Linked DNA regions of Homo sapiens: region 1 is linked to region 2. A link is a loop called in an ENCODE intact Hi-C map of the cell type or tissue named here. Cell type or tissue: CD4-positive, alpha-beta T cell. All regions are shown on one strand.

Region 1 (8,000 bases), 170 kb after region 2:
AGCCTTCATTTTTATCTATTGGCTCGAACAATTAGTGAAAAAGACTGTTGAAATCAACAACCATCATTGTAGATTTTGTCCAATTCTCCTTTCAGTTTTCTTTCTTTTGGCCTCACGTGTTTTGAAGCTTTAGAACTGGTGCATACACATTTAAGATTGTATCTTCTTGATGAATTGACTCTGTTTTCATTATGAAATGTCCCTCTTTATCCCTGGTAATACACCTCTTCCTGAAGTCTACTCTTCTGATATTAATATTGCCATTTCAGTTTTTATGAATAGCGTTTCCATCTTTTTACTGTTACCTTCTCTACATCTTTATGTTTCAAGTGTGCCTGTTATCGACGGCATAGAATTGAATCCTCTTTAATCCACCCCGATCACCTCTGCCTTTTCATTGAAGTGCTCAGTTCTTTAAAAAATAGCCAGGCATGGTGGTGGGTGCCTGTAATCCCAGCTGCTCAGGCGGCTGAGGCACGAGAATCATGTGAACCTGGGAGGCGGAGGTTGCAGTGGACCAAGGTTGGCCATGAGGTGGGATTTGTGGAGGGTCGGATTCACTAGGCACCCTGTCCCCAAAGAAGACTTCAAGTGCACTGAAAAAACTTATATGAAATATTATCTGATTTTTAAATATTTAACTTGTTTGGGGTTTTTTTAACAGATTTTTTAAAATTTTCTATCACTTTTGGGGTACTAGTGGTTTTTAGTTACATGGACGAATTCTATAGTGCTTCAAACCAAAGTCCTGAAAGACTCAGGCAGGGAGTGAACCGGCAGTCGGTGACCCACATCTCTGCGCACGGGGAGGGGTCAGGCAGGGAGTGAACCAAGAGTCGGGGACCCACGTCTCTGCGCACAGGGAGGGGTGAGTTGGAGCGGCGTTTATCAGTGTGTGTGAGCGTCACCTGGGGAGCCTGTTAAACCGCAGGCTCCGTTCCGAAGGGCTGAGGTGAGGCTCAAAATGCGGCAGGTGAAGCACCTGCTGACGCTGCGGCCGATGGGCGACACTTTGAGTGAGGAATTTGAGGCTGTGAGCAGGGGCTGTGGAGGGCAGTTGCATAGGTGAGGAGTCAGCTCTAAATCCAGTCAATGGGGAGAAGAGAGTTTGATTTACACAAACTCAGCTTACCGGTAACATTTAATCCTGGAAGCCAGCTGCACCTGTTGGTGCTGACCGTGATACCTGAGGGGTTCCGGCTCCAGCATCCCAACAACCTCAGCCATGACCCTAGGAGGGTTCCCTGCAGAGGTGCAGGGAGCAAAACCTGAGCTGTTCCTACTCGTTCAGGAGCTGGGACCCAAATACCTGCAGAATTGCAATACGCTTCTGTTTAAAAAAAAAAAATCCGGCGAGAAAAAAAATCCCTCAAAAACTCTATTACCTTCTGTCATAAACTTTTTACTAGAATATAATCCTGTGTGCCTTGACCACAGACTAAATCTAAAGTTTTACGTTGCAGGCTCTATCGGGGGGAGCACGGCTCCTTCTCACTTCTGATGAGTATTTGCATTTTGCAGGGAGGGGTCTGTGTACCAGGTCCTGTGTGCAGTGCCCATGCAGGCTGTCTGCACAGGCGTGACCTGTGTGCAGGGAAATGACACATCCCCACACGATCCACACACGCTGGGACTGCAGACCCTGTGTTCCACACACGGACACGCTTGAGTAGATATTAGCGTGATGTCGGCACCGACCAGATGGATTGGGTTTTTCCGAACATGTTTGGGAAATTAATGGTCACATTCTCACTTCAGCTTCCTGAATCATGTTTGAAATAGTCCGTGTCTCCTCCGTAGGACTTCAGATAGTAGTGAGTTCTGGATTGGGGATTTAACTCATAAACTCATGCAAGATGATGATTATAAAGTCTCCCATTTATGGAGCTCCTCCTGTATGCCAGGCATGTTCTTTAGACATTTGTTGAATCATCCCTAAAATCCTGCAAACTATGGGCATTATTATTCCTGCATTATAGGAGGAGAAAATGAAGCCAGGAGTAGTGGGAGGAATAGGGTGGTCCTGGGTTTCATGTGTTCTGTGGAGTATGAAGGAGGAACTATAGGGTTCCTCTGATCTTTTTGGGTTGTGGGCAGAAGGTATCTGGAAGTCACTACCAGGAAGGCTGGCTGGTGGCGAGAAGGACTCCGCACCATCCAGTCCGTTGTAAGGCAGAATGGACTATGCTGTGTGCCCCCAGCTCACGCACAGCATTGAGCAGAGGCCCTGGGCACTTTCTGAGCTCCGGTGGCCTTCCCTTAAGCTCCTATGCCGAGCTGTGTATTATTCCCAGTGCCTCCCTTTTGCTGTGGACAATGTTCCATCAGAGGGTTTTATTATTATTATTATTAAAGACAGGGTCTCGCTCTGTCACCCAGGCTGGAGTGCAGTGACACGATTATGGCTCACCGCTTCTTGAACTCCTGGGCTCAAGTGATCCTCCCACCTTAGCCTCCCGAGTAGCTGGGACCACAGGGGCACACCACCATGCCTGGCTAATGTTATAAAATCTTTTGTAGAGAGGTCTGACTATCCCAGGCTGGTCTCGAACTCTCGGGCTCAAGTGATCCTCCTACCTCAGCCTCCCAAATTGCTGAGACTACAGGTGTCAGCTACCGGGCCCAGCCTACCAGAGGGTTTTAAAGAGAAGACAGAAGCTGGGTCTCTGATCTGCAGCACAGTGTATTAGTCAGAGACATGGAAACAGTAGGATACATAGAGACATATATAAAAGGGGATTTAATTATGGGAATTGGATTACATGACTATGGAGGCCAAGAAGCCCCATGACATGCTCTATGCAAGCTGGAGAATCACAGAAGCCACGGCCGGGCGTGGTGGCTCCCACCTATAGTTCCAACACTTCCAGAGGCCAAGGCAGGAGGATCACTTGAGCCTAGGAATTCAAGACCAGCCTGAGCAACATAGGGAGTCCCCATCTCTAAAAAAAATTTAAAAACTTAGCCAAGCATGGTGATGCACACCTGTAGTCCCAGCTACTCGGGAGGCTGAGGCAGATGAATAACTTGAGTCCAGGAGTTCAAGGCTGCAGTGGGCCATGATCATGACACTGCACTCCAGCCTTGGCAACAGAGCAAGACCCTGTCTCAGAAAAGAAGAAAGGAAGGAAGGGAGGGAGGGAAGGGAGGGAGGGAGGGAGGGAGGGAGGGAGGGAGGGAGAGAGAAAGAAAGAAGGAAAGAGAAAGAAAAACGGAGAGAGAAAAAGAAAGAAAGCTAGTATATAATTCAGTCCCAGTTTGAAGGTCCGAAAACAAGGGAGTCCATGGTGTCAGTCCCAGAGTTTGAAGGCCCAGAACCAAGAGCTCCAGTGTCAGAGGACAGGAGAAGACAGATGTCCCAGCTCAAACGAGAATTTTTCCTTCCTCTGACTGTTTGTTCTATCAGGGGCCCTGGACAGATGGGATGGCACCCAACCACGTTGGGGAGGGCGGATCTTCTTAACTCAGTCTACTGATTCAAATGCTGAGCTCCTCCACAAACATCCTCACTGACACACCCAGATGTTTTACCAGCTATCTGGACATCCCTTAGCCCAATCAGGTGGACACATAAAATTAACCAGCACATCGAGTACCCCGCTGCTGTGCCCAGAGCTTCCTGGAGACCCAAGGAAGCGACATCTGAGCCACCTCCAACTCTGCCTGAACGAGCAGTCCCTCCTTGTCCTTCCAGGCCAGAGGCTGCCCCTCTGCAGCGGGGCCCATGGGGCCCTAGAAAGGGCCCAGTGAGGGGCAGCAGGAGAGGAAGGGTTAATCAGGCAGTAGGTTCTGTTGCCTGCAGGTGTTCACGTTCCCTCCGCCTCTCCAGGCTGGCTTCCACGGTGACTTCATTAGCAGCAGGCTGCTAATTAAATTTCATATTTATGATCAGAAAAGAAAATCATTGGACCTTTTTGAAATAGGATTTTATGAGTTTTGGCTCCGGCAGCTGAATCAGCAGTCAAGGGCCTGCCTGTTTGGAACTACAGCTTCAAGGCGGAGATAAAGAAAACAAATAGTGCCAGGGAGGAGGTGGGATCCTGAGTGCTTGCACAGGCCTAGGCCTGAACTGCTTTGGGGGCCTCAGAAGGACAGACCTGGCTCCACTGGAGGAGCAGCATCAGGAAAGAAGCCTCCTGGCCAGGTGCGGTGGCTCACGCCTGTTATCCCAGCACTTTGGGAGGCCGAGACGGGTGGATCACCTGAGGTTGGGAGTTCGAGACCAGCCTGGCCAACATGGTGAAACCCCGTCTCTACTAAAAATACAAAAATTAGCTGAGCGTGGTGGTGCACGCCTGTCATCTCAGCTACTCAGGAGGCTGAGGTGGGAGAAATTGCTTGAACCCAAGAGGCAGAGGTTGCAGTGAGCCGAGATTGTACCACTGCACTCTAGCCTGGACAACACAGTAAGATTCCGTCTCAAAAAAAAAAAAAGGGAAAGAGGGCTGCCTCCCAGCCCCCTTGTTGAAGCTCAGGAGTCCAGGCTGGGGCTCAAACCCCAAAGCCCCTAAGTCCACATCAGGTCGGCCCCATTTCCAGGGTCACCAGGCTCCTCTGGGGCTGACTTATTGGCAGAACCACCTGTTTTGTATTTTATGTTTCTTGTCATACTAGAAAAATCACTCCTCACCCACAAGCTTAGGCTCCCACCTCCCTGGGCGTGCGTGCCGGAAGCTCTCAGATGCCACTTCCTTTATGTGTGTGACTTAGTTACTGCTGCCTCCTCCAAGGAGTCCCTCTCCTCTGTGGCCTCAGGTGACCCCCTCTTTTCCGTGCTGCTCATGGGGGGACTCAGCTTCTTCTGCCCCATGGCGCTGGTGATCCTTGGCGTGCTCCCTGGAGCAGCCCAGTAGGAACCTTTTCACCCTCTCCCGGGGAAATGGGAATCAAGCCTGAATTCCACCAGCCATGTTTTGGTCTCTCCGATGGGGTGTGTTTAAGAATCCAATTGGAAGGGACTTTTACCTCCAGGGGGTCTGGCCCCACCTTTGAAGGTGTTGACATCTTTTCCCCCTGAAATTGCCAGTCCCATATTGAATCAGCTTCCTTCTGACTCTTTTTGGTGGGTTTCAGGCCTCCCGATATCATCATCACTGTCTCTCCCGCCTAAGCCGGGAAGGATGAGGTCAACGTCCACTCCGCTCCTATGCAAGTGAACACTAGTTTCTCAGCCGTTGCTTCCTTTCCCTGTGCAACAGCACCCAAATCTACTATCGTAGCCGGCTTCCTCCCTATTTCCCAGCCTACATCGATCACAAGAATACTTGCTGTTCCCCTTCGTTTCTTCCAAAAACTTGAGGTGTAATCAGTGAGCTTCCCAGCCTTCCCAGAAAGTGCTAGCGCTGGAATGATCAGAGAGCGGAGGTGTGAGGAGATCATGGTCAGTCCCTGCTGCTCCCCCAATTCTCCATGGCGGCCCTGGCTGGGGGCACCGTGTCTTCCTCCCCCAGACAGTCCTACTCCAGGGCGTTTACTCAAAAGAAATGACAGCACGTCCACATGAAGATCTGTACAGGAAGGTCCCAGGCAAACAGGAAACAACCCACATGTCCAGCGAAAGATACACAAGTCAGGAAAATGTGGGACATTTTCGATGGAATACTGCCCAGTGACAAACAGGAATGCGTGACTGACACCAGCCTCACACGCTGCGTGAAAGCAGCCAGACCCTAAAGAAGATGGATGCCCTAGCTCAAAATGGCAAATTCTTCCCTCCTCCGACTTTCTGTTCTATCAGGGGTCCTCGGCAGATTGGATGGCACCCTTCCACAATGAGGAGGACGGGTCTTATTGACCCAGTCCTCTGATTCCAATGCTGAGAAACAACCTCAACAACACACCCAGAAATGTTTTACCAGCTATCTGGGCATCCCTTAGCCCAGTCAAGTTGACACAGAAAATTAACCATTGCATGGAGTACACAGCTGCGGTGCCCAGAGCTTCCTGGAGACCCAAGGAGGGGACGTCTGAGTAGAACAACACATTATTCTACTCTCCTAAGGTTCAAGCAAAGGCAAAGCTGATGGAAATCACAGGAGCGGTTGCCTTTGGGGGCCACAGGGGGATGGAAAGGGCCCTGGAGAACTTCTTAGTGGGGGTCACCATGCTCTGTATCACGACTGAGATCTTGGTTGCGTGGGCATCTTCCTAACTCATCGAACTGTGTACTGAAGACCCATGCAGCTCACTGATTACACCTCAACTTTTTGGAAGAAAAGAAGGGAAACAGCGAGTATTCTTGTGATTGGTATAGGCTGGGAAATAGGGAGGAAGCCTGCTAAGATAGTAGACTTGGGTGCTGTTGCACACAGGGCCAGGGCCAGGAAGCAATGGCCGAGAAACTGGTGTTTGCTTGTATAGGAGCGGAGGGGACGTTGACAGCTTTGGGGAAGGAATTGATCGCCTGCATCCACAGGTCGCTGGGGTGGGCGGTGTTCATGCATTGCCTCCATTCATTCCCACAACTCTGGTTGCCCTCCATTCTCTGGTAAAGACACGATGTTCCAGCCATGATGTTCCAGTCCAAAGTACTTTGGGCTCCACACCCACTAACAAACTTCAAAGAGACAGAGGGGAAAAGGGTATGCATCATGGGATGCACGCTCATAGAAGAGTGTTCCCTGGAATGTCCAAGGCCCCGCACTTCTGCTGGCCAGTCTTCCTCCTCTGTGGAATTCAGAGGCAGAGGAGGCCAGAGAGGTCCCCTGGGTGAGGTCTGGCGTGGCCCGGGGCCCAGCGGTGAGAGCAGAGCAGAGGTGCGAACAGTGACTGACGACGCCGGGTTCCTGCCCTTGCCTCCCTGCCCCACCGCCCTCCTGGCCCTGATGACAGACGCACCCTGTTCCCTGCAGTTTCTGCCTGCCCTGCACGGCCTGGGTCCCTTTCTGCTCTCCGAGCCTCCCCACTCCCATGAATGGAAAGTCACCCACAGATTCTGCTCGGAACAAAAAAAAAAAAAGAGGGAAGTAAGGCAGCCCACCCCCAGTCCCCACTTCTGCCCCCGCTAAAAATAGAGGCAGCATCTGAGTGGGGCGTCGGTGTAGGCTTCCGGGGGAGGTGGCTGCTCTCCCACAGCCTTGGTGTTTTCTGGGGAATCAACAGGAGGAGAGAGAATTTGAGAGGAACACGAGGAACCCCCAGGACCCAGCTGGCTCACAACCGCGTGAGTACGTTTCCCAACTGGCCGGTCCCGTGACTGAGGCCCGCGGGTGCAGCGCTGGTGAAGCCCTGTCCCTGGGGGGCTGCCATGGGACCCCCTCTCCCCAGCACCTGGCCCCCTTGTCCTGTCCGTGCCCATGTGTTTTCATGGCTTCATGCACACCTCTTTGCATCTCCTAATTTCCTAAACCAGATGTGGAGTCTCAGCAGCAGGTGCTGGGGCGACTGTCTCATGCCGTGGCTTGGATTGCACAGAGCTCCATGGATCCAGCCCGTAGACGCTCTCCATACATGCCCGGTGACCCACACAGGCCAGGATGCTCCCGTTGTCATGTGGCACTGGGTCTTATTTTCTTCTGACTGGGACAGTGCCAGGGGCCGGGGAGTGGGGCTCAGTGCGCAGAGTGTGTCTCAAGGCCTGAGTTGCCCGTGGCCCCCAGCTGGGTGGAGAGGAAGTGTGTACAGGGTCTGTTTCCAAAACGTGGGGCCTTGCAGCCTGGCCCTCCCCAGGTCTGGGAAGGGTTCGTGTTCCCCACCCCTCAACCCCGCAAGCACCTTCCAGACGGTTCCTCTGGGATCTCTTGAGATTGCAAATGCTAAGAAATGAGGCTGTGGCTCGCTGGTGTCCACCGGGGCACCAAAGGCCCAGCCCCTGCCCACAAACACCGGAGGACAAACCAGGCGACTGTGGGACAAGGAGCTTCCCAAAGAGACAGTAGGACTGGGGACCCCAAAGGGGAAGTTCCCCTCCCCCCGGGATCCCTGAAAGGGATCCGAGTAGATTCCTCAATTCCTGGTGAAACACTCGGGAATTTCTTAAGTCCTGCGGGCTTGAAGACCCT
Region 2 (8,000 bases):
GAGGAATCAATTCTGGACCAGAGGATGTCTCCCTGCCTTTGCCCTGCCTGCCTCCCCCCACATCCTTCTCTGGCAAGGGGAATGAGGCTGAGAATGACCTCCATCCGCAGGACGAGGTAGGCACTGATTTAATGAAGGACTTCACTCTCAGTCGGGCTCAGCCGCAGGGATGGCAGATGGGGCCAGGCAGGAGGCTGTGGTGGGGTCTGTGCTGGGGAGATGGGAGCAGGAGCATCTGCAGAGTGGAGGCAGGAGGGTCGGAGAGCTCGGGGCCCAGACAGTCCCCAAGCGACTCTTGGGAGGCTGGCTTTGATGCCGTCCCAGAATATGGTTCAGAGTCAAAGCAAAGGGATGAATTTGTTAGCTGGAACACGGCCCTGAATTCTCCCCAGGAAATTCACTGAAACAGAGATTTAACCCGCGAGAGTTCCAGCCGAGCGATGAATCACCCGACTTCCCTCCTGTCTTTCATAGCCCACGTTTCACTTTCCTACCTTGGATTAGATAAATTAATGCAGAACATCCGGAAACTCCCGGGGCGCTTTGAAGTTTTCAAAGGGCCTCTGCCTACATTGTCTCCTGTGATCCCCCTGGTGGCCCCCACAGGTGAATGGACGAGGAGGTTGGGGTGTGGTCCTCGTACACATGGAGACACAGCAGAACACTAAAGGTGAATGGCTTTCCCCAGGTCCCAGCCTGAGGATCAGAGCCCAGGTCACCTGCCTCATTGCTTAGTGGTTCTGGAGTTCAGGCAACTTCATACCGTGGCGCAGGGAGAAGCATGAACCCAAAGGTTGGAGCCACGTCTTAGACAAATCAGTTCTTCTCCCTGGGCTGCATCTCCTCTTCCTCTTTTTGTTTTTTTTGAGACAGGGTGTCACTGTGTTGCCCAGGCTCACTGGGCAGTGGCACAGACTTGGCTCACTGCAACCTCCGTCTCTCAGGCTCAAGTGATCCTCCCATCTCACCCTCCAGAGTAGCTAGGACTACAGGTGCATGCTACCACGCATGGCTAATTTTTGTACTTTTTGTAGAGACAGGGTCTCACTGTGTTGCCCAGGCTCCTCTGGAACTCCTGGGCTCAATCAGTCCTCCCACCTCAGCTTCCTGAGTAGCTGGGACTACAGGCTCACACCACTACACTTCTCCAATTTTTAAATTTTTTTTATAGAGTCGGTGTCTCGCTGTGTTGCCCAAGCTGGTCTAAAACTCCTGTCCTCAAGCAATCCTGCTGCCTCAGCCTCTCAAAGTGCTGAGATTACAAGCGTGAGCCACCGCACCCAGCCTCTCCTCCTTTTTAGTTGCTGGGCTGGGCTCTCTAGAACTGTGCTGTCTAACGTGGTAGCAACTAACTCCATGTGACTTTTTAAAGTTAAACTAATTTAAGCTAAATAAAAATTAAAAACTAGTTCCTCAGTCCGACTAGCCCCATCCAAAGTGCTCAGTAACTGCGTGTGACTAATGGCTCCTATACTGGATGGCACAGAAATAACATTTCCGTCATCACAGAAAGTTCTTCTGTCCAGCAACAGGACAGGGCTGGTCAAACTGCCACCTCAGGGCAAATGCGGTCTGCTGCCTGTTTTTGTAAATAAAGTTTTGTCGGAACAGGGACACACCCATTTCTTCATATATTGTCTTTGGCCCCTGTCGTGCAACCAGCATGAGTAGTTGTGACCGAGATGATATGGCCCAAAAGACCTAAAATATTCACGGTCCAGTCCTTTACAGAAAGCATGCCGACTTCTGCCCTGGAAGATGGAAAATCTGCGGATTTCCACCCAGACCGCTCAGTGTCATTCAGAGGCCCAGAATCATCCCACACTGCAGACATCCCGCCTCTCCTTGTCCCAGTTATTGGGATTCATGGAACACATCTGCCTGTGTGTGTGTTTCTAGAAAGGAAATGTAGTGCTTTATTTTTTTAATTTTTGAGACAGGGTCTCACTTTTTCCCCTGGCTGGAGTGCAGTGGTATGATCAGGGCTCACTGCAGCCTCGACCTCCTAGACTTCCATAGTCAAATGATCTTCTTGCCTCAGCCCCACCAGTAGCTGAGACTACAGGCACGAGCCGTCACACCTGGTTAATTTTTTTTAAATTATTTTTAGTACAGGCAGGGTCTCACTGTGTTGCCCAGGCTGGTCTGGAACTCCTGGGCTCAGGTGATCCTCTGGTCTTGACCTCCCAAACTGCTGGGATTACAAGCATGAGCCACCACGCGCAGCCCTAATAATTTTCAATTCAGGGCCAATCTCATTTCATCTGTTCCTCTACCCACTTTAGATGAGCCCTGGAATCTTTTGAAGCAGATTTCAGTCATTCTGTCACTTAACATGTAAATATTTCAGTAGGCATCTCTCAAAAACATAAATACGATACCAGTATCACTTAACATGTAAATATTTCAGTAGGCATCTCTCAAAAACATAAATACGATACCAGTATCACAGCTAAAGATATTCACAATAATTCCTTAATCAAATGTGCAGTGTTCAAAGTTCCCTAATTTGTCTCATAGATATTTTTTCTTGTATTATTCTAACATCTGCCTGGGGATCTAAATCAGATCCGTATGTTGCGATGGGCTGTTGGGTCTCTGCCTTCTTTAACCTATTACCCTTTCCCTCTTTTCCTTACAATTCACTTAATGAAAAAATTGGATTATTTGTCCTATAGAGCTAGCCACAGCTTGCACAATCTTGAATTATTATTATTATTATTATTATTATTATTATTATTATTATTGAGACAGGGTCTTGCCCTGTGCCCCAGGCTGGAGTGCAGTAGCACAATCACGGCTCAGTGCAGCCTCAACCTCCTGGGCTCAAGTTATCCTCCCACCTCAGCCTCCAGAATAGTTGGGACTGCAGGCATATGCCAACACACCTGGATAATTTTTATATTTTTTGTACAGACGGAATTTTGCCATGTTGCCCAGGCTGGTCTCCAACTCCTGGCCTCAAGCGATCCACCCACCTCGGCTTCCCAAAGAGCTGGGATTACAGGCCACAGTCTGGATTTTGATGATGACATCTCCATGGTGTCATTTGACAGGTTCTTCTGTCCTCTTCATTTTCTATAGATCAGTAGTTGGATCTAGGGTTGATCACATTCAGTTTTGGGGATTTGACAAGAATATTTCATGGTGTAGTGTCCTGTCCTTCCACTGGGGGGCACAGAGTGCTTGGTTTGTGTCTTTTTTAGAGGTTGTTCACGGTTTGTAATGGTGATTGCTTAGATCCATTAGTTCATTATGAGATGTAAAATGCTGATATTCAAAGTCTACATTCCTCTTCCTTAATTAGCTAGAATACTTCTATAACAAGGACCTTCCCCTTATCAACCACTTGGTCACGCTGATGTATCGTTGCCATAAGAAAGGTCGATAAATGCTTAAATTTTTTCCCTTTTACTGACCAGTTTTCAAAATAATGAGGGGATATCCTGCTGACCTCCAAAGGTGACCAATGAGAGCTTTTTTCTTCTTTTTTTACGAATCATGAATTCACCAACTTTAACCCATTCACTTTGTTTCAAACCATTCAACTAGTTAACCTCAAGGATGCCATGGTATGGAAGAGAATCTGTTGAGTCAACTCTTCCTACATCACTGACCAGCCAACTTCTGACCACAAAAGCTGTCAGGCTGGCTGGGGCCAGAGTCCCCTCACCTTGTCACAGGCCATAGGAGAGTCTCCTCCTACACCCCACCCTGGTCAACCCAAGACTTGCTCGTGTGCAGATGCGTGCTTCAGAGACAGAGCAGCAGGACGCTCTAGAACCGAGCCAGGGGGTGGGAGGGGCCAGCACCTCTCTTGCTCAAGAGTGAGACACCAGGCAGGATGCAGGGGCTCATATCTGTAATCCCAGCCCTTTAGGAGGCTGAGGCAGGAGGATCACTTGAGGCCAGGAGTTTGAGGCTGCAATGAGCCACGATCGCACCACTGCACTCCAGCCTGGGCAACACAGGCAAGACCTCATCTCTATAAAAAATGTAAAAAGTCAGCAGGGCATGGTGGTGTGCCCCTATAGTCCCAGCTACTTGGGAGGCTGAGGTGGGAGAATCACTTGAGCCCAGGAAGTTGATGCTGCAGAGAGCTACGATTGATTGCACCACTGCACTCCAGCCTGGGAAACAGAGTGAGACCCTGTCTCTAAAAAAAAAAAGGAGACAATGAGACACTTGCATTCAATTTTTCATGGTGGGGACGTCTCCTGTTGGGCTATGGTTAATGCAATCACTGATCCTAAGCCTTAAAATGCACACACACAAACATACACATCACACACATACACACACAAATGTGCACACAACTGCTGTTCATGAGGAAAAATAATTTCCAAGCTTCTGTTCCCACCTGCTCCACACACAGATGCTCTCGTATCTCATAATTGGCCAACTTAACTAGTTTGATAAGGAAATAGATTTTGCTTTAGAAGACACAGCTACATCTACCTCTGTGTAAGTTTCCTTTTTACTCCACCCACCTCAGAACTCAGGCTGTTCCCAAGCAGTGAACTAACAGGAGAATGTCTAGTTTAAGGGGGATTTTTAATTCCATTTCCAAACCCTGCAGGTATTCACCAGTATGCTGTTTATTTTACTTGCTTAGTCCCTGCTCAGGACAGGATATTGGAGGTGAATTATTTATATTCCAAGAAACCAAAAGAAAGAGAGAGGAAAAAAACCAAGAGCAAGGAAACAGTAATTTCTGTATGGCTGTTTTTCAGGTTTCTACCGATCTTACTAAAAATATTTTATTCTTACTCCATTTTTGTACAGAAAATTTCATGTGTGTACTGCCACTGAAAAGCAACATTACTGATTTATTTAAAATATTTATACTGAATTACAGCATTAAGATAGACACATGCATTAGCAGGAGTGATTCAGAACAATGTGCCCACGAAGTTTATTTTTGAATCAAAGTTGAGAAGGCTGTGTGTCTACAAACATCAAATGACTCATTTTTCGCTAATTACTGACACCTGCAGCCGATTCGCTCTCTGCTAAAACTCAGCATTTCAGTTAATTTCTGCCCTAATTAGCGTGGTAACAAATGCATCTCCTACTTGATATAGAAATGCAGAAGGGTGCACAATGACTCTGGGGGCTTCCAACTTTCTTCCTAAAATTCTAGCAGAGGAATCTAGAAATGCCAATGGTTGGGCTTCACGGCCTGACCCAGGTGTTCAGAGGTTCCTCCACCAAAGGGCAGGGCTGCTTAGAAGCCAGGCAATCTCTTAAGATGGGGTAGTGGAGCATGCAGGGGCTGGGGGTCAGACAATCCTGGGTTCGCATTTCTGACCTGCCGTTCACGTGCTGTGCAACCTTGGGCAAATCGCTTAGCCCCTCTGAGCCATAAGATGGAGAGAAATGATCGGTCCCATATCACTGGCATGTTGTCCAGGCAAAGTGCTGGGAACATGGGAGGTGGTCCATCCTCACTATTCCCATGGTTACGACTCAAGATCAGACCCACTTTCCTTCCTTCCCTCCCTTCCCTCTTTCCCTCTTTCCTTCCTTCCTCCCTCTCTCTCTCTCTCTCTCTCTTTCTTATCCTTCTTTCTTTCGATGGAGTCTCGCTCTATCACCCAGGCTAGAGTGCAGTGGCGCGATCTTGGCTCACTGCAGCCTCCACCTCCCGGATTCAAGCAATTCTCCTGCCTCAGCCTCCCGAGTAGCTGGGACTACAGGCACATGCCACCACACCCAGCTAATTTTTGTATTTTTTATTTTTTAGTAGAGATGGGGTTTCGCCATGTTGGCCAGGCTGGTCTTGAACTGGTAAGCTCAAGCTACCTGCCTGCCTCGGCCTCCCAAAGTGCTGGGATTACAGGCATGAGCCACTATGTCCAGCCCAGACCCCTTTTCTCAACCCCCAAAACCACTCATGTCAAAGTGACTCCCCCTTTGAGTTCCCCAGCCTTAGCTCCTGACAATTTCCCCTGCCACTGTGTGGTCCTGTCTGGCTCCTGCCTCCAGCCAGCCCAACATGTGGTCTTTCTCTTAAGTGGGCCTTTTTCTTTCCCAAGCCCAACCCTCTGTATGGAGAACACCAAAATAATAATAATAATAATAATAATAATAATAATAATAATAATGATAATAAAAAGGAAGGAGGGAAGGAGAAAAAAGATAAAAGATTTGATAGCCACCATGTGTCTGGCACCCAGCGTGTAATGAAAATGATAATGTTTTCTCTGTTGCAAGCTGCTTCGCAAAGCTCCTTATGGCCACTGATTCATTAAATCTTCATGACTCCCGCGAGATACGTACTCTCATTTCCCCATTTTATGGATGAGAAAACCGAGACTTTAGAGAAAAATAGTTCAAGAAGATATAAACAGACAGTTCACAGAAGGGGGCATCAAAATTGCCTATCGGGCTTAGAAACAGTTGCTCAACCTCACATTCAAGGTGCAAATAAAATTAATTATGGGATACTATTTTTCATCTCTTAGTCTAGAAAATGAACAGTAACTTCCAATGCCTCAACAATACACGAAGCTGGGTACTCAAATTCCTTGTTCATGAGTGTGAATTGCTTTCAACTTTACACAAATTAACCATACAATGTCTATTAAAATTTAAAATGCATGCTCTTTAGCAAGAAACCTCACTTTTGGGAATCTGTCCTACACTAGTAAAACCAACGACACATGAAAAACATAGAGGAGGATGTTTATTGCAGCACTGTTTGGGACAAGGAAAACGAATGATTTTTTTTTTTTTTTTTTTTTTTTTTTTTTTTTTGTGTGAGACAGAGTCTTGCTCTGTCACCCAGGCTGGAGTGCAGTGGCAAGATCTCAGCTCACTGCAACCTCTGCCTCCTAGATTCAAGAGATTCTCCTACCTCAACCTTCCAAGTAGCTGAGATTATAGGCAGGAGCCACTACACCTGGCTAATTTTTGTATTTTTAATAGAGTATTTTTAATGTTAGTGAGGCTGGTCTTGAACTCCTGACCTCAGGTGATCCTCCCACCTCAGCCTCCGAAAGTGCTGGGATTATAGGTGTAAGCCACCAAGCCTGGCCGGAAAATGAATGATTTTTACTGCGTGGTTTATACTGGAGGAAAAAACAACAACCCAAGGATGGTATAGTATTGTCTGGAGTGGGGGAAAATAGAAACAAAGTAAATTTTCATCTATAGAGTAGCTGGATGCATTTAGGTATATCCATATTATAGAATACTATGTAGCAGTTTAAAATAATGAATTGAAACTCTATTGCTGATTGCTGAGTGAAAAATCAACCTAACCCACTCCTTGAAAGGAGTCACAAGTAGGGCAACGCTTTTGAATGAGATACCATGTTTCATTGTATTGGGGTGGGGGGTGGGAATCCACCAAGCATTTTTGCGTAACATTGAGCATTTAAAACACCAATACCGAGGCCGGCAAATTGCTTGAGCTCAGGAGTTTGAGACCAGAAGACTGGGCAACATGGAGAAACTCTGTCTCTACAAATAATAATAATAATAATAATTAGCTGAGTGTGGTGGTGCACACCTGTAGTCCCAGCTACTTGGGAGGCTGAGGTGGGAGAATTGCTTGAGATCAGGGAGGTCGAGGCTGCAGTGAGCTGTGATTGTGCCACTGCACTGCAGCCTGGGTGACAGAGTGAGACCCTGTCTCTAAAAAAAAACCAAAGACAAAAACAGAGACTCCCAATAACCTAATTATTTAACCCGGAATGAACACAATAGAGGGCACGTGTGTCTGCACTCATTGGGAATGTTTTCTTTCTCGCCTGTAGTTAGCGAACCCTGTGACATAAGCAAATGGGGAAATGTTATGTGAAAGATACACGATGCATGCAAGTAAGGCTTAGCAAAATGAAATAAGCAAGGGGACTTTTAATAACAGTGGTTTCCTGATTGGAGAGCTGTCTGAATAAGGGGACAGCCGCACTAGTCCCCTATCTCTCTAACTCATGACCCACCCAGGTGCTTCCGCCTGCAGCCCTGCGGGGGCTGCCTCCGGTTTTCAGGGG

What was found. Peaks named below come from ENCODE experiments on the same cell type or tissue, not always from the same donor. Only the 100,000 strongest peaks of a DNase experiment are listed, where the experiment ranks them.
Region 1: it touches region 2 in a loop (17-fold over the local background); 3 of 110 quality-filtered maps call a loop at or near these places.

Annotation. Positions count from the first base shown.
Region 1 is chr7:2,979,682-2,987,681 of GRCh38, reverse strand. The region is part of intron 1 of CARD11 (caspase recruitment domain family member 11); the gene reads left to right. Among named protein-coding and RNA genes, the nearest start is that of CARD11-AS1, 40 kb to the right of the region's middle. RefSeq lists enhancers at 6,754-7,483, 7,399-7,488, 7,484-8,000. In CD4-positive, alpha-beta T cell, no CTCF peak of the experiment used is centred here; a DNase peak (open chromatin) is centred at 4,671; H3K27ac peaks cover 994 bases.
Region 2 is chr7:3,150,254-3,158,253 of GRCh38, reverse strand. LOC100129603 (a long non-coding RNA gene) reads left to right here. Exons shown (of 4, transcript NR_126024.1): 2 at 1-116. Among named protein-coding and RNA genes, the nearest start is that of CARD11, 110 kb to the right of the region's middle. In CD4-positive, alpha-beta T cell, a CTCF peak has its summit at 3,168 (motif pointing right); a DNase peak (open chromatin) is centred at 3,173.